2 separate regions of the Homo sapiens genome follow, and region 1 is linked to region 2. Evidence: chromatin loops called from intact Hi-C (ENCODE). Cell type or tissue: mammary epithelial cell. All regions are shown on one strand. Links, peaks and the distances in the headings refer to the core of each region. The heading gives the core; the rest is flanking DNA.

Evidence for each region. A loop is a pair of places that touch in the nucleus more often than their neighbours do. Peaks named below come from ENCODE experiments on the same cell type or tissue, not always from the same donor. Only the 100,000 strongest peaks of a DNase experiment are listed, where the experiment ranks them.
Region 1: it touches region 2 in a loop (2.9-fold over the local background); 27 of 110 quality-filtered maps call a loop at or near these places.

Annotation. Positions count from the first base shown.
Region 1 is chr11:111,940,421-111,948,753 of GRCh38, forward strand. The region is part of intron 1 of DIXDC1 (DIX domain containing 1); the gene reads left to right. Among named protein-coding and RNA genes, the nearest start is that of DIXDC1, 7.2 kb to the left of the region's middle. In mammary epithelial cell, for the core only: no CTCF peak of the experiment used is centred there; DNase peaks (open chromatin) are centred at 1,831, 2,601, 3,951 and 4,461; H3K27ac peaks cover 3,815 bases.
Region 2 is chr11:112,069,840-112,078,172 of GRCh38, forward strand. It overlaps PIH1D2 (PIH1 domain containing 2), which reads right to left and starts at 4,178. Exons shown (of 6, transcript NM_138789.4): 1 at 4,141-4,178; 2 at 3,159-3,366; 3 at 1,796-1,919; 4 at 1,199-1,444; 5 at 597-862. The coding sequence starts at 3,335. NKAPD1 (NKAP domain containing 1) reads left to right here and starts at 4,460. Exons shown (of 6, transcript NM_018195.4): 1 at 4,460-5,077; 2 at 5,728-5,804. The coding sequence starts at 5,736. RefSeq lists enhancers at 4,263-4,312, 4,723-4,842, 4,903-4,952. In mammary epithelial cell, for the core only: a CTCF peak has its summit at 4,281; a DNase peak (open chromatin) is centred at 4,342; H3K4me3 peaks cover 1,912 bases; H3K27ac peaks cover 2,156 bases.

The sequences.
Region 1 (8,333 bases), core at 142-8,141, 130 kb before region 2:
AATCTCCCCAATCTGCATCTGCCTCAAAGCTATTTGTTTTCTCTGCTGCTTGATATTGGTGTTGTCCTATGAATGTTGTAAATGTGCCAATATGGATTTCTGCAAGTGTTTTTTGGGGGGCTGAACTTTCTTTAAAAACAACTTTGGTGCTTGTGTTGGGAGGTTTTGAGCGACTTGAGATTATAATACGGTTTGGGTAATATGCATTCATTTATTCAGTTATTCATTAGTTATTCATAAATCAGTAGTTTATTGAAAGGGGATGGATAAAAGAATTGAAAAACATTCAGTTCCTGCTTCCAAGGAGTTTATAGGGAGAGATAGGGTGTACTGATATGAAAAGGACTGAACATTTACCAATCCATCTGCTCATTGAGGCCAGATTTTTTCCCTGCTCGTCTGGTACATGCATGCAAGCAGTCATTCACTGGACATTCTCTGAATTACTGTGTTTGCCAGTCACTGTGCCAGGCTCTGGAAATACATAGAAGTCCAATAACATAGAGTCTGTGCCCTACTGGAGCTCACAGACCAGTGAAGAGGAAGTAGCCAGGCACGGTGGTGCATGCCTGTCGTTTCAGCTCCCTGAGAAGCTGAGGCAAGAGGACCACTGGAGCCTAGGAGTTAGAGGCTGCAGTGTGCTGTGACCGCACGTGACTGGTGACCGCACTCCGGCTTAGATGACAGAGACCCATCTCTTAAAAAAAGAGACAGGCTGGGTGCTGTGGTTCACGCCTGTAATCCCAGCTACTCGGGAGGCTGAGGCAGGAGAATCGCTTGAACCTGGGAGGTTGAGATTGCAGTGAGCTAAGATCGTGCCACAGTAGATGTTCAGAGTGTCAAACTTGGGAAAATTGAGGTGATACAGAAATCTTACTTGTGGGGAAGAGTGAACGTAGGCCCAGCTGTGGTGTGCATGGCCTGGGGGCTGAAAGTTGGGGGAATGGTTTATGAAAATGATGGTTGACAGGAAATCACTTGTCCGAACCTTAAGCTTTTGAACATAAGTTCTGGCAGACTTTCCCTACCAGTTTTCCTCCAAGTAGAAAAGTAGAAATTGAAATTTCACATTAAGATTCATCCGCTTGGCAGTCCCTTAGAAATATAGGAATAGGCCAGGCACAGTGGCTCATACCTATAATCCCAGCACTTTGAGAGGCCGAGGCAGGAGGATGGCTTGAGCCCGGGAGTTCAAGACCAGCCTGGGCAACGTGGTGAGACCCTGTCTCTACAGTTAAAAAAAAAATGAGCTGGGCATGGTGGCATGCATACCTGGGATCCCAGCTACTTGGGAGGCTGAAGTGGGTAGATCACTTGAGCCCAGGAGGTTGAGGCTGCAATGAGCCATGTTCCTGCTACTGTTCTCCAGCCTGGGCAACAGGGTGAGATTCTGTCTCAAAACAAAACGAAACAAAATACACACACACACACACACACACACACACACACACACCCACGAAGAGTTTTAGTCTGGTCTCATCTCCATAAGGGGGACATAGAGTGAGTGAGGAAGAAGATTGGAAAGTGAAACATTGCTCCTAAAGGCCTTGTGCCCTCCATAGAGTAGCGGTGGCGTCAACACTGGGCCAATTAGAGGCTTCCAGACATTTTCACAATGAACTCCTCTGTGCTTTGCTGTAGAAATTAAAGGCTTGTTAAGTCTACAGAGCAACTCAGCACCAGATTCCCCAACCTTCTTTTTTCTATCCTGCCTGATTTCTCCTCTCCCCACCCAGGCTCATTGGCTTCATTCCCACAGGAGGCAATGCCAGCTAAACAGATGCACCCTGGCAGCAGGCTATCAGGCAGCTTTATGTTCCTCGTGGTGAGTGATGAGTTGGCCAGGCATGTGGAGCAGTGATAGGGCACTGTTAGCCAGGTGCCACTCCCCGAGGCGGTTCAGAGGATCTAGGGAACACTAGAAAGGCTTCATCTGCCATGATTGGCCTTGTTGTCTAGGCTGTAAGGACCAAAGGCTAAAACTGACACTTTCCTGAATGCATTTTCTTGTTTGTTATTCCCCCAAACCAAGCTCCATTAAAGTGGTCATGGATATTAGCTAGATGTGGTAAGGCAATAGAGAACCAATTCCACAGGCCCTGAGGGTGGGCTCTTATCTCCTGTTTCTAGGATGAGGGACACCCCTAGACCATAGAGTGATACTTCATTCATCCATTCATTCACATGCATTTATTGAGCACTTACCTTGTAACATGTACTTGTGAAGGAGCAGAGAGTGTTTGGGGACTCATAACTGATGGAAATTTAAAAATAAGTTTAGGAGATGATATCTTTCAGAAAATCTTTAGCTCTTTACTTTCTGATATATTATCTTTTGACCACTGGGCTGAATACTAATATATTAATCTTCCCTTATCCAAGGGACATCCATCTCAAGACCCCCAGTGGATGCCTGAAACCGTGGATGGTACTGAACCTGACTGCCATCAGTCGGAGCCTGTTTCTCTTCATGTTTTCTACCCACAAATTTAATTTACTTTGAGGCCATTATAGAGTAAAACAAGGGCAACTTGAACACAAGCACTGCGATACCTTGGCAGTCGTTCCAATAAGAAGATGACGGGTAGCACAGACAGCTTGAATATGCTGGACAAAGGGATGAGTCACGTCTTGGGTGAAACAGAGTGGGATGGCACAAGATTTCATCACACTACTCAGAGTGTTGGACAATTTATTTATTTTTTAAATTTTGATTTCAATTTATTTATTTTTTGAGACAGTGTCTCACTCTGTCACCCAGGCTGGAGTGCAGTGATGTGATCTCAGCTCACTGCAACCTCCACCTCGCACCTCTTGGGCTCAAGCGATTCTCCTGCCTCAGTCTCCCCAGTAGCTGGGACTATAGGCATGTGCTACCACACCCGGCTAATTTTTGTAGTTTTAGTAGAGACAGGGTTTCACCATGTTGGCCAGGCTGGTCTCGAGCTCCTGACCTCAGGTGATCCACCTGCCTCAGCCTCCCAAAATGCTGGGATTACAGGCATGAACCACCGCGCCCGGCTACGATTTAAAGCTTAGGAATTATTTTTGGAATTTTCTTTCTCTCTTTTTTTTTTTTTTTTTTTTTTTGTTTTTTGAGACGGAGGCTTGCTCTGTCCCCTAGGCTGGAGTGCAGTGGCGCAATCTTGGCTCACTGCAACCTCCGCCTCCCGGGTTCAAGCAATTCTCCTGCCTCAGCCTCCCGAGTAGCTGGGACTATAGATGCGTGCCACCACGCCTGGCTAAATTTTTTGTATTTTCAGTAGAGATGGGATTTCACCGTGTTATCCAGGATGGTCTCGATCTCCTGACTTCGTGATCCGCCCACCTCAGCCTCCCAAAGTGCTGGGATTACAGGCATGAGCCACTGCGCCTGGCCCATTTCTGGAATTTTCTATTTAATATATTCAGACGGTGGTTGACCATGGGTGGTTGAAACTGTGGAAAGAAAAACTATGGGTAAGGGAGACTTCTGTACAAAGAACCTGTCCATGAAAGGAAGAAGAAATTCAAGGATATTTTTACTTGTGAACTTTATTTGTACCCAATTAGCCATCAAATTCAATGAACAAATAGCTTTTGCAGGTTCAGTAAAGGGCTGAAAGAGTTAATAGAAAAGAAATACAATAGGGTGTTTACTGGCAGAATTTAGGCCAATAATAACATAAGGTTTTTAAATCTCTAGCCTTGCTCTTAGTTTCTCAGCAACTTCCCCACCCTCATCTCCTCATCTTCTGCTGCTGGAGGGTCTCAGAGTTCTAAACAGGTATCTGGTTTCACTGTAAAACTAATTTCCTTCCTGAGCCATTCATGTCTCCTCCTGAACTGTCTCTCTAGCATACCACAAAAGCTCTCTGCTTTTCTTGTTTGCTTTTCTTGTTGCCAGCAGGAAAACATAGAGTCGCCTCCTTGGCTGTTTCTGCTCTAAGAACAGTAGATACCACATACTTCCCTGGTGAAGCCCCATTGGTGCTTTCGCAACTCTAGCAAATAAGTCCCCTGCAGGAATTCTGTGAGCTTGAGTCTTGGAGGAGATAGAGAACTGAGGCTCGGCTTACAAACCTGTTTGGAAGGAAGGGCAGGTCCCAAAGAAAAACAGGAAGAAGGTTACATTTGGTGGCAAGAAAGCTTTCAAGGTCAAGATTTCCTGCACAAATGAAGATTTTGGATGGAATTGTGTATACTAGAAGACTTTTACCTAAAATCATAGGGTTATTTGGAGTGTCTTGGAGGAAGCTGATGGAGATTATGGGATTGCTAAAGCCTCCTTCCACCGGCCACCTCGTGGTACTATCACTGCTCTCACAACTTTAGAGGGGTCCAGTCTCATCAAGCCAAAATCCTTCTCAGACAGTTTTAACTCTTGTTATGTCTACTGACTGACTTCTTCTGAGGCCTGACTCAGAGGGTGGTTACCATGAAAACCTTCAGTTGTTCTAGACATTTATTACACTGGCATCCTTTTAGCTTCCTTAGAACAAATTAGTCATGAAACTCCAGACTGAGATTAGTTCAACACTGTTACACACGTAGTATGTACCAACTGTCTTGGTCTTTTTTAAAAAATTAGTTCGGTTACAAGTGCCAAAAACCCAACTTGAACTAGCAGGGATAGGAAGTGGACGTTATTGACTCATGGAATCCAAGGAAAGGCAGAAAAACTAAACCATGGAAAGGGCAGGGATGCAGCAGAAACAATGAAATCAAGAACTCTGACACTGGCAGGATCTCTTCCTCTGTTCTCTGCCTCTTGTCTGCTTCTTTCTATGCTGGCTTTATTCCCATTTACTAGAGCTGGTTTTTCCTTCTCAGGTGGGCAGCATGGCCTATGGCAACGTCTAAGTTTTATATCTTACAACTTTGAGAGAGATGAGGGAGGAGGAGGAAGACTGATTCTATTCCTAAATGCCAGTTCAGAAAGTTCCAGGGATTGGCTGGCTTTCACCAATCAACTTTGGCAGACCAATCAAGTGTGACCAGTGGAGGGGGTGATACAATACCAACCTGGTCATAGGACCCACCACTGTGTGCACAGAGGAGGGTTCTTAAAGAAGAGGGAATCATTGTGGGCTGGGCAGCTACCCCAGGAGCTGTTAGCTACACTATCACTGTAAGCCTAGCTGGAATCTGATCATTCCTACTTTGCCTCTCTTGACCAAGATCCAGGGTCATAATCAAAATATAATTCTTTTTTTTTTTAATTGTTATGCGAAAGAGCTTCATTTATTTGTTTAGTTTTCTGACTTTGTGCTGGTGTGTTCAATACTTTTTCTTTTCCTGAATAAGGAAGGCACGCTTGGTTCTGTCACAGACACATTTAGTACACATAGAACAACCACAGGCCTTGCTGACATGGATTTTTTTTTGAGACAGAGTCTTGCTCTGTTGCCCAGGCTGGAGTGCAGTGGCACGATCTCAGCTCCCTGCAACCTCTGCATCCTGGGGTCAAAGGATTCTTGTGCCTCAGCCTCCCAAGTAGCTGGAATTACAGGCATACACCACCAGCCCGGTTAATTTTTTTTTTTTTTTTTTTTGAGATGGAGTCTCGTTCTGTCGCTCAGGCTGAAGTGCAGTGGCACGATCTTGGGTCACTGCAAACTCCGCCTCCTGGGTTCAAGTGATTCTCCTGCCTTAGCCTCCCAAGTAGCTGGGATTATAGGCGCCTGCCACCACGCCCGGCTAATTTTTGTATTTTTTTTTTTTTTTGAGATGGAGTCTTGCTCTTTCGCCTAGGCCGGACTGCAGTGGTGCGATCTCGGCTCACTGCAAGCTCCGCCTCCTGGGTTCCCGCCATTCTCCTGCCTCAGCCTCCCTAGTAGCTGGGACCACAGGCGCCTACCACTGTGCCCGGCTAATTTTTTGTATTTTTAGTAGAGACGGGGTTTCACCGTGTTAGCCAGGATGGTCTCGATCTCCTGACCTCATGATCCGCCCGCCTTGGCCTCCCAAAGTGCTGGGATTACAGGCTAATTTTTGTATTTTTATTAGAAATGGGGCTTTGCCATGTTGGCCAGGCTGGTCTCGAACTCCTGACCTCAAGCTATCTGCCCACCTTGGCCTCCCAAAGTGCTGGGATTACAGGTGTGAGCCACTGCACCTGGTCAGTTTTTTTGTATTTTTAGTAGAGACGGAGTTTTGCCATGCTGGCCAAGCTAGTCTGTAATTGCTGGCCTCAAGTGATCTGCCTACCTCAGCCTCCCAAAGTGCTAGAATTACAGGCATGAGCCACTGCACCCAGCCAACATGTTTTTTTTCCTTTGTTTATTTTGGAGAACCTCTTAAGAACTTTAGGTGTCACAGCAGGAACTCATTGAAGTCGGCCTGGGCACACGCCACATGCAGATTTTGGTGTTTTCCCAACCTTCTTGGTATGAAGGTAAACAGTTCTGTGAACAGGGATTTGGGACAGCCTAATTTTGTTAGAGGCTGTATTGCAGAAAAGCCTACAATGGTATGCCAAATGCTGGACCATTCTGAGTGCCTATGGACACTGTCCCCAGAATAAGCAAGATCTATTTCTCAATATTCCAGATATTTCCATTTTGCTGAGCCTGTTGTATCTTTTTGTCACTGAATAATAGACTTGTAAAATGATAGTGTTAGAAGGAAACAAAATGCAGTTTTTTTTTTCTTTTGGTGTTTATATTTGTTTTGGTTCTTGTTTTCAGCTGCTGTGTGAAGCCCTTAAATTACTTTAGATGGCTGGAGAGTAGGGGTGGGGGCTTGAGGGTGGAGAAACACAGGAAGAGTGAGCTGGGTTTTGGACTCCTGACCCTGGCCTAATCAGAGAAGCACTGCTTTTCCCTATTTTACATATCTGCTTCTTACACAAGTTATAATTTTAAAAAATAATGAGGCCAAAAAAAATGAAGAAATGAAACTACTAGTCCACCTTTCAGAGAGTAACAGCCTCCTGTAAAAGGCATATGGTATTTCATCTGCTACAGAAAGAGAAGCCCTAATATATTGTTCAAATCAAGCAGCAGAGCCACTCAGGGCCCAGGCTTGCCCCACAGGCCTCTTTGAAGACAAAACTGCTTTGTGGGAGAAGTGGATGGCATGGCTGGCCTTCACAAGTGTCTACTTTGTCCTTAAGTCAGTTTCTTCAGAGCTGGCAGTGGGCATTTATAGGAAGAACAGGGTCTTGCCTGCCCCTTGGATGAGAAGTACAGATATCTTCAGGTCAAAGAGAGACAGACAGTTTAGTGCTTGTCTCCCTAAATTAGACATAAAGGGAGAGGCAGCAGCCTAAAGAAGGATAGTATAACCCTTCACCTGTGGATAAGACTAGCCCTATTCACTTGTGAAGCTCTGATCGCTGTTAGATGCCATTGAACAGATTCACGTCAGCATGCAAACATAGTGATGACATGCCAAAGGCTTATCTTCAACTAAATTTTTTTCATCAATGATTTAATTGAAGACAAACTAGTTTTTAAAGTTACATGAAGGCCAGGTATGGTGGCTCACACCTATAATTTCAGTATTTTGGGAGGCCAAGGCAGGAGGATGGCTTGAGGCCAGGAGTTCGAGACTAGCCTGGGCAACATAGCAAGGACTCCATCTCTACAAAAATCAAAAATTTAAAAAAAGAGAAAAGAATGAAGTAACTTGGATCTGGACAGAATGCCAAATAGCCTCAGCACCTTAGTCTCTAACACTCTCTAGACAGGACTTCAGGATCCACAGTCTAGCCTCCCAGTTCCTGGACTGTCCCCACTGTAATGATTGTCCCCCTCCATGCCACTTCTACAAGGCCACATACCGAGGCCACACTTGAAACTTACTCTACAGAATTTTCCCATCCCTGAAATCTTGAACTCTGAAACTCTACTCTGCTCAAAACCCCAGTTTTCACGGTCCTACATTCCCATTAAAATTATTTTTTTCATTCCATCAAGTTCTCCTTTCCTTCCTGTCCTCTACCTTCTTAAGGCTTATCCACTGTCTCTTAATTTCTTCTCCCTGGCCCAGACTTTACCGTCAGTCACTTCAAGCACTTTCAACACCACGCTTACTTCCTTTGCCCTGGTGGTCACTGCCTCTCCTCTGATGATTTTCAGTCCTAGATTAGCCCATCCTTGGTTTCCCCTGCTCATGGCCCAGTCCTGCTGAGCAGGTCTAGAGCAAATCATACAACCTTGCTGATTGATTCAATTACAAAATGATGATTTCCAGTCCTAGCTGAGTGCTTGGTGCTGCCAGGAATCTTTAGCAGTCAGTGTTCTTTCCATCTTCTCACAGGGTCTGCCGCAAGTCTCTGACCCTTTCCTGAAGCCTCCTTCATTCTCCCCGTCCCTTTCACCCTCAGCAGATAAACTGGCCTACTTCAT
Region 2 (8,333 bases), core at 11-8,010:
TTAATTACGGTTATCTTCTCCCCATTCCACATTGCATGACAGATGGGACTGAGGGAGTACATAACTTTTTTTACATGTCTTAGTCCATGGTTCAAGAGGAAGAGAAAGCAAAATTCTGTCCTTTGGAGTCTGATACTGGGATTGGAGGTGTTTTCCTTCCAGAAAGAAGCAAATATTTGCAACCAAGAGTGTAGACTGGTAGACTGTAGGACTGACTCTAACTATTTGCTCTTCTGTAAGAGGATAGTACGTTTACCCTGCCATATGACTTCCTGTGACTGTGAGAATACACTTCTCAGTCCTACTGATGTAGAACTGGCCTTGTGACTTACTTTGGCCAGTGGAGCGTGAGTAGAAGTGATATCATGAAGTGTCATGTCTGAGTAGAAGTATTACGATCCACTGCATGGTTTGATCATTCTATTTTCCCTTTGCTGAGATGTGAATGGCACATCTCAGAAGGGAATTGCTCCTTCACCGGGTAACCTGAGCAAATCATTGTAAGCCCCTGAAATTATGTAGTTTGTTACTGTGGCATAATATATGTTAGTGAATGCTGGCCAATACAAATTTACAGTGTTATCTATTCAACTTACCTCAGAAACACTAAGGTCACAGAGAGAGACAGAATTAATACCAGGTAATTCAACTTTCAACTCAATTTTCAGAGGTTTCTCACTGTGATCATGCACAATTTTTAGTTCATAGGCTGGCATCTTCATCTCCACCTGGATTTCAGTACTGGAAATCTCTTCTATCAGACACACTGCTTTGCCTGAAACTTGGTCTTTTGGCAGTAACAGTTGAGGAAAGTGATCTGGATTGCTCATAGTACTGCTTCGTATCTGTCCAAGAGTTAGTTCTTTATGAAAAAAAGGGTGGAGGGGAGATAAAAAATAAATCTACAACATAAAATACTATGAGCTATAATATATGTGGTGTTAGTAGAGATGGTAGATAAAGCTGCAGTTAAATTAGTTTGGGAATCAAGCCAAAAGAATCTTAAACCAAAGAATTTGATTGAAAATTTTTCAGGATTTAAAAATCAAGGATATGATATTTCTAATATTTAATATTTGCATTTTTCTATCTTAAGTTTTTCACCTTTTAAAATAGAGATTTCTAGTTTGCAAAATGTATACAGGATCCAAAAACATCTTAAAGCAGTTTAATTTTCCATTTACAATCATCAACTTACCCCTTCTCATTTTTTCTCTTAAATCTATGGAATCAGTTTGGATTCCCATCAGATTTTGTTTCATTCTTTGAATGCTTCCTTTTATTCTAAATTTGGTAATATGGTAAGAGTGTGAGAGGGTGAACTGGAATTTCTCCTCAATGCATTTCATGGCCATCTGAATTAACTGATTTTTTTTCACTTGGTCCTTTTCTGCTGCATGAAGAACATCAGGATTGTAGGCAACATCAATGACTGTGTAAGCATCTGTGTGTGTAATTGAAAGGGTATGAAATGAAGAAAAATTGTTGCACTAATGATACTGTCAGGCAATATATTAAACCATATTCCTGATAAAGCTAGAGAATATTCCTGTATTTTTCAGAGGTAATCACAGTAGTGCTACAGCAATTATGACATTTCTTGGCACTTTTGCATGGATTAAAACAGCTCACCTTATTACAAAAGTTAAACAGTATTAAATTTGCATAAAGATACACTAATTGTAATTATATTATCAACAAATAAAGAGTTTTACTTGAAATGCTCTCAACCAAGTAAGATCTTGTCCATTCCTAATAAAATTTTTACAATGTGCTTTCTCTCAATTATTTGTACCTGATATCTCAGTTGTATCTTCTGGTTTGCCAACAGTTAGAGGTACTGGATGAGTGGTTGATTGGGGAGCTGGGATCCTTGTCCACTGACACAGGTTGATAAAAAGTATTTTTTCTTTTGGTTTCTGGAAAGCAAATAATTTTGCACATCTCAAAACCTAGTTTAAAACCATTTAAGGCCAGGCATGGTGGCTCCCGCCTGTAATCCGAGCACTTTGGGGGTCCAAGGCGGCCGGATCACCTGAGGTCAGGAATTTGAGACCAGCCTGGCCAACATGGTGAAACTCCGTTTCTACTAAAAATACAAAAATTAGCCAGGTGTGGTGGTGGATACCTGTAATCCCAGCTACTCGGGAGGCTGAGGCAGGAGAATCGCTTGAACCCAGGAGGCGGAGGTTGCAGTGAGCCAAGATTGTGCCATTGCACTCCTGCCCGGGTGACGAGAGTGAAACTCCATCTCAAAAAAAACAAAAACAAAAACATTTAAAAAATAATATCCTAAAAGCCACTCACCACAGGAATGAAAGAATTTTAGGCTCCAAGTAAGTCATTTCATGTATTAAAACTGCGTTTGATTATACTGTTGTTATTTGATTTCCCCAAGGCTGCTGGCTTTTAATTAGGAATCCAGACTGGGGTGGTGGCTCACGTATGTTACCCTAGTACTTTGAGAGGCTGAGGTAGGAGGGTTGCTTGAGGCCTAGGAGTTCGAGATTAGCCTGTGAAACATAGGGAGACCCTGTCTCTACAAAAATCATTTAAAAATTAGCCGGGTGTGGTGATGCCCACCTGTGATCCCAGCTACTTGGGAGGCTGAGGTGGGAGGATCGCTTGGGCTGCAATGAGCTGTGATTGTGAGCTGTGATTGTGCCACTGCACTCCAGCTTGAGCGACAGAGCCAGCAAGACCCTATCTCAAAAAAAAAAAAAAAAAAAAAAAAAAAAAGTCTGCCAGGCGCAGTGGCTCATGCCTGTAATCCCAGCACTTTGGGAGGCTGAGTCAGGTGGATCACCTGAAGTCAGGAGTTCAAGACCAGCCTGGCCAACATGGTGAAACCCCGCCTCTACTAATAATACAAAAATTAGCCGGGCATGGTAGTACACACCTGTAATCCCAGCTACTTGGGAGGCTGAGGCAGGAGAATCGCTTAAACCCGGGAGGCAGAGGTTGCAGCGAGCCAAGACCACACCATTGCACTCCAGCCTGGTGACAAAGTAAGACTCTGTCTCAAAAAACAAAACAAAACAAAACAAAACAAAAAAAAAACAAAAAAAATTAGCAATACCTAAGTGTAAAGTATTCTCTGGTTATTCTGGGATCATTTCATTCAAGACCTCCCCATCCCTGGCACCAACTCGACATACCAGAATCCTGGTCTGTAGACAAAGCTGTGGTTCTGGGGCAGCACAGAGCTGTTTCCCTTCTTTCAGCTGCTGCTGAATAAACTTCTCATAGCCCTCAGGGTCACTCTGAGCTAGATCATCTAGGAGGTTCCAAAACTGAGTAACTTGGGTAAGCAGACCTTTTGAGGATGTCTCCATGACTTATGAGTGGTGAATAATTTTCTTAAGCCTGTGGAAAAACACGACTTCAGGAAGAAAACTGTCTGTGTAATTATTGATTCATTTCTGCTTTGGGGAGGTGGAATGGGTCAGGAATTGTTTTGGTGAAGTTAGGACAGCATTTGTGTCTAAAAGGTTGTGGATCAGCACCACTTTATGTTTTCCTTATTCTTTAATTATCTAGTACCTCTTCCTAAATTCTCACATTGTCCTCTCAGATAAGGCCTTACTTCTATTTGGACCCTGACAAGTCAGAGTAATCATTTTAAGTCTGGGTTTCCTGATCTTCTTGTTCCAACACCTGACTGGTGGCTCCCCAGTTCTGAAATTGCCAGAGGTGTGGTGTGGGGTGAGGGCCACATAAGACTTCCTTAATCCTCAGTATAGTTTAGTATTTCAAAGCATGGACTTGTGAGCCAGAATGCCTAGATTCCGGTCTTAGTTCTATCTCTCACTAGCTCTGTGACCTTGAGCAATTAATGTTCTGTTCAAAATGAAGACGATAATACCTCTACCATAGGATTATTGCGAGATTAAGTAAGCTAATAGAGAGGCTGGGACACTTCTCTACGTCTTCAGATAAATCTCCTTAGCCTCTTCTCCCATTGGAGAGGTGTCCCACAGCATCTTTAGAATGAGGAAAAGAGGTTTAGATTCTTCAATTACTGTGTAAGGGTTATGCTAAACGGGAAACTTAACTAACGGATAATCATTCCATAGGTCTGCAAACCCACCTCTTCTCTCAGTTCTAACGGGTAATCATTCTATAGGTTGGCAAACCCACCTCTTCTCTCAGTTCCTTGACAAACCGCGACGCCTGTTACCAGGGTAACCAGCCTGGGTACAACATCTAATTGGGTCCGGGGAACTTCAGGGAGAAAAGTCTCTTCATATCTAGTTCCGGAATGTCCCCCTTCTGGTGCCAGGCTTGCTTTTCAGTTGGGCCTGACCCACTTCTCTTCCAGGAAAGCGCCCGCCTTCCTTCTGCACCCGTCAACCTCTGGAGTGTCCTGAAAACCCTCCCTTGTGGGAGTCTCTGGGCTGCCTGTTGGTGGGACGATTTCTCAGGAGCACGACTTCCGGCCTGAAAAGGAAGTCTCCTCCTTTTTCTCCCAAACCACTTCTTCCCCCCTACCCCCCGCCACGCGAGGCTGCGGCGCACGGTATGGGTGTGTTTGTGTGTATTTGTGTGGGGAGGGCGTTTGGAGGGAAGGTTACCGGGAGCTCCGAGGCCGCTGGGGAACAGGGATCCCGGTGACAAAGATGGGGATATTTCCTCTGTCTTCCACTTGGAAACCTCAACCCCCGCTTCAGGCTCCCTAGATACTTTCTGGGGCCCAACCGAAGGCCGTAGCCATCCAAAGCGTTCCCAGCCTTTCTGGGGAGTGAAACTTACCCCCGGGGTTCGTCCTAGAGGAGCGTGAGCGGGGAATGCCCAGGTCAACCGGGCTGTCCGAATTCCGCCCCGGCTCAGCCTCCGGCCTCAGTCCGGGAGAGAGATCTGCCTGTCGGTCTGGGCTGGGGGAAACGCGGCAGTGGCCTGGGCCACAGGTGAGGGCAGAGTAACCAGTGGGAAGGCTGCGTTTTCACGAAGGACTCGGGTGAAGCTGCAGAGCTGCCTTTGAGCCCTGACTCCTTGGCTTCCTGGGTCGGAGGAGATCTTGTAATGGAGTGGTTCTTCGTCTCACTAGCAAGATGCCTGATTTCCTCAGGATCAAGGGGTGAGTGAGCGTTGGGGTGGTTGCACAAAGCTCCTGCTAGCTACACACGAAAATATTCTTGTCATCTAGTTTTTGGAAGCTTCCGTAGCAAGTAGGAAATAAAATGCCCCCAAATGGAGAAATTTAGGACATCTTTGCATTTGATGTTTTGAGTAATCAGTTTCTGTTACTGTTGACACCCGTGGTTCCTGACACTCTCAAATCTACGTATTTGCTTCAGTGCAAACTATATTGGGATTGGAGGTTTGATTTTTAATTTAGACAGTGACATACATCATTTGCCTGGGACTATGTGGCTTGGGACGTTACAGCTTTAAGGGAACTTCATCTACAAAATAGGGATGGAGATACTTGCCTCATATAAAAAGTAGTTATGAGGATTAAATAAAATGGTGCTCATGAAAGCACTTAATTTTATGTAGTCTTGTGCATTTTCAAAGAACTTTAATGTACATTATCTCCTTTCATCTCACATTAGTGTGTTTAGGCATTTCCCTCTTTTAATGGTAAAGGGAAAACTATTCTTTAGAATCTCTGACTTCTAGTTCAGTGATCTTTCCTGTACCTCATATGCTTCTTTATAAAACTTCAAGAAAAGATAAAGTAATAACAGAAATTATTACTAAACGTTATTTGTTGATTCATTTCAGATTGAAGAATGTCCCGGATTCCACTGGGGAAGGTCCTCCTGAGGAATGTCATCCGGCACACAGATGCTCACAATAAGGTGGGAGGTACAACCTAGTTACTCCTCAACGCTTACTGAAGGCAAGCAGTGTGCCAAGCATTATTTTGGAACAACTGGGAGATACAAAGAATATTCTTGTCATCTAGTTTTTGGAAGCTTCCGTACACAGTAGGAAATAAAATGATGAATAAAATAGATAATTATAATACAGTTTGATAAGTACTGTATAACAGAGATATTTGCAAAGTGCTTTGGAGCACTAAGGAGGAAATAATAAAATCTACACTGGGGAATTAGAAAAGATTTTACAGAATTAGTGGTATTTCAGCTGCTGATCTTTGAACTGGTTCTTGAATAGGTATACGTTTACCAGGTATGAAATATCATTCTGGATAGACAGCATCATGCATTAATATGGCAACGAGAAAGAGCATTAATCACTTGGGGCATGGCAAGAAATTTATCCAGAAAGCAGGGAAGGTAGGGGATAGTGGCAGAAGATAAGGCCTCAGTGGTAATTAGAGTTGGATTGTGATGTTTGGAGCTGAGACTTCTTCCTCTAGGCAATAAAGAAGCCATCAAATGTTTTTAAACAGGGTGTGGCATGATCATAGTTATATTTTAGAAAGATGGTTTGTCAGCTGGGTAGGGAATGAATCAGATGGGGAGATACAGAAGGGAGAGTAATTAGGAGGCAATTGCAGTATTACAGGTGAGAGATGATGAGGGTTCGCATGAAATTAGTGACAGCAGGGATGAAGAAGAGGAATTTAGGAGATAGAATCCAAAGAAGTTGGTGGCTAATTAGATTATAATGATAAGAATGGAATCTAATTCAGTTGACCCTTGAACAATGCAGGGGCTAGGGGCATCAACCCCCTGCATAGTCGAAAATCCATGTATAACTTTTTACTCCCTCAAAATGTAAGTGCCAATAGCCTACTACTGACTGAAAGCCATAGCGATACCATAAACAGTGGATTAACACATATTTTTTATGTTACATGTATTATATACTGTATTCTTATAGTAAAGTAGCTAGAGAAAACAACATTTCATTAAGAAAATCACATTGAGTAGGCTGAGGAGGAAGAAGAGGGACTTGTTTTGCTATCTTACAGGTGGCAGAGGTGGAAGAAAATCTGAGGATAAGTGGACCTGCACAGTTGAGATTCCTGTTGTTCAAGGTCAACTGTGTAACCACCTATGTGACTGGGTAGATGATGACAATTCTGTTAATTGAGATAAAGAACAAAAAATGGGACAATTATGATAGGAAAGGTAATTAGTTTGGTTTTCAACATGTTGATGGTGAGGTGCTTATAGGATGTCCAAGCAGTTGAAAATTCAGACTTGGAGTAGAGGAGAAAAGTTGGGGCTGGACATAAAGGTTTCGGGATTATTGATGTATAGGTTGATGATAAGAGGTCATGAGAGTAGATGAGGTCACCTAGGAGAGCACATATAATGAAAAGAGGGCCAAGGCCCCTGGTTTAGTTTTCTTCAGTAAACTGTACTACTTTTGGTTTGATCATATTATTATTATCATATCACCTGATTTTTAAAATTATGGGCGAGGGTAAAACTGTTACCCGAGCTGCCTATGCAATTATGTTAACCTGCCCCTAGTTATATAGTAAGCTTAGATTTAAAATGGTAGCTAGAAAAAGATAAATCTAGCACAGATCTAATGAAATTATGCAGGAAGACTTAGAAATAAAATGTGTTCTTTGGGTAATCACATTCTGCTTTTCAAGAAATTCCCTAGCAGCCATACTGATTATTTTATTTTATTTTATTTTTGACAAAAATTATAATATTACCAGAAGAGATTTAGCTTAGGGAGTTTAAAGACCTGTCCTTACTAGTTTTTTGACTTTGTTAAAATCTCTGAGCTTTTGTTTCTTTACAGTAAAATGTAATAATGGTAGCTGCTATATTTTCCTCATGAGATTGCTTAAGGTTCAATTGAGATGATATAATTAAAATCATATTGCATTTTGGAAATGTGGCATTATCATTTGCTAATCGCAGCATAATTGCAAGATTGATAAGGTGATGTTTGTCTGTGCAGCGGTTTAAAAATTCTATTGGGGAAGATTTCCACATATTTGAGATTTACTGGATTGGACTGTTCAGCCACTTTCTAGAGAAACCAATTTGTTTTCCAGGTTCCTGATCATAGCCCAGTCTGTAGCCCAATAATTAGTCAGATTGTATTTTCAGTTAGTTGCTTTTTTTTTTTTTTCTTTTTTTGTTGATACAGAGTCTCACTCCATCGCCCAGGCTGGAGTGCAGTGGTGCAATCTCGGCTCACTGCAACCTCTGCCTCCAGGGTTCAAGCGATTCTCCTGCCTCAGCCTCCTGAGTAGCTGGGATTACAGGTGCATGCTACCACGCCCGGCTAATTTTTGTATTTTTATTAGAGACGGGGTTTCACCATGTTGGTCAGGCTGGTGTCAAACTCTTGACCTCATGATCTGCCTGCTTTGGCCTCCCAAAGTGCTGGGATTACAGGTGTGAGCCACTGTGCCCGGCCAGTTAGTTACTTTTCTGTAATGTAAAGTT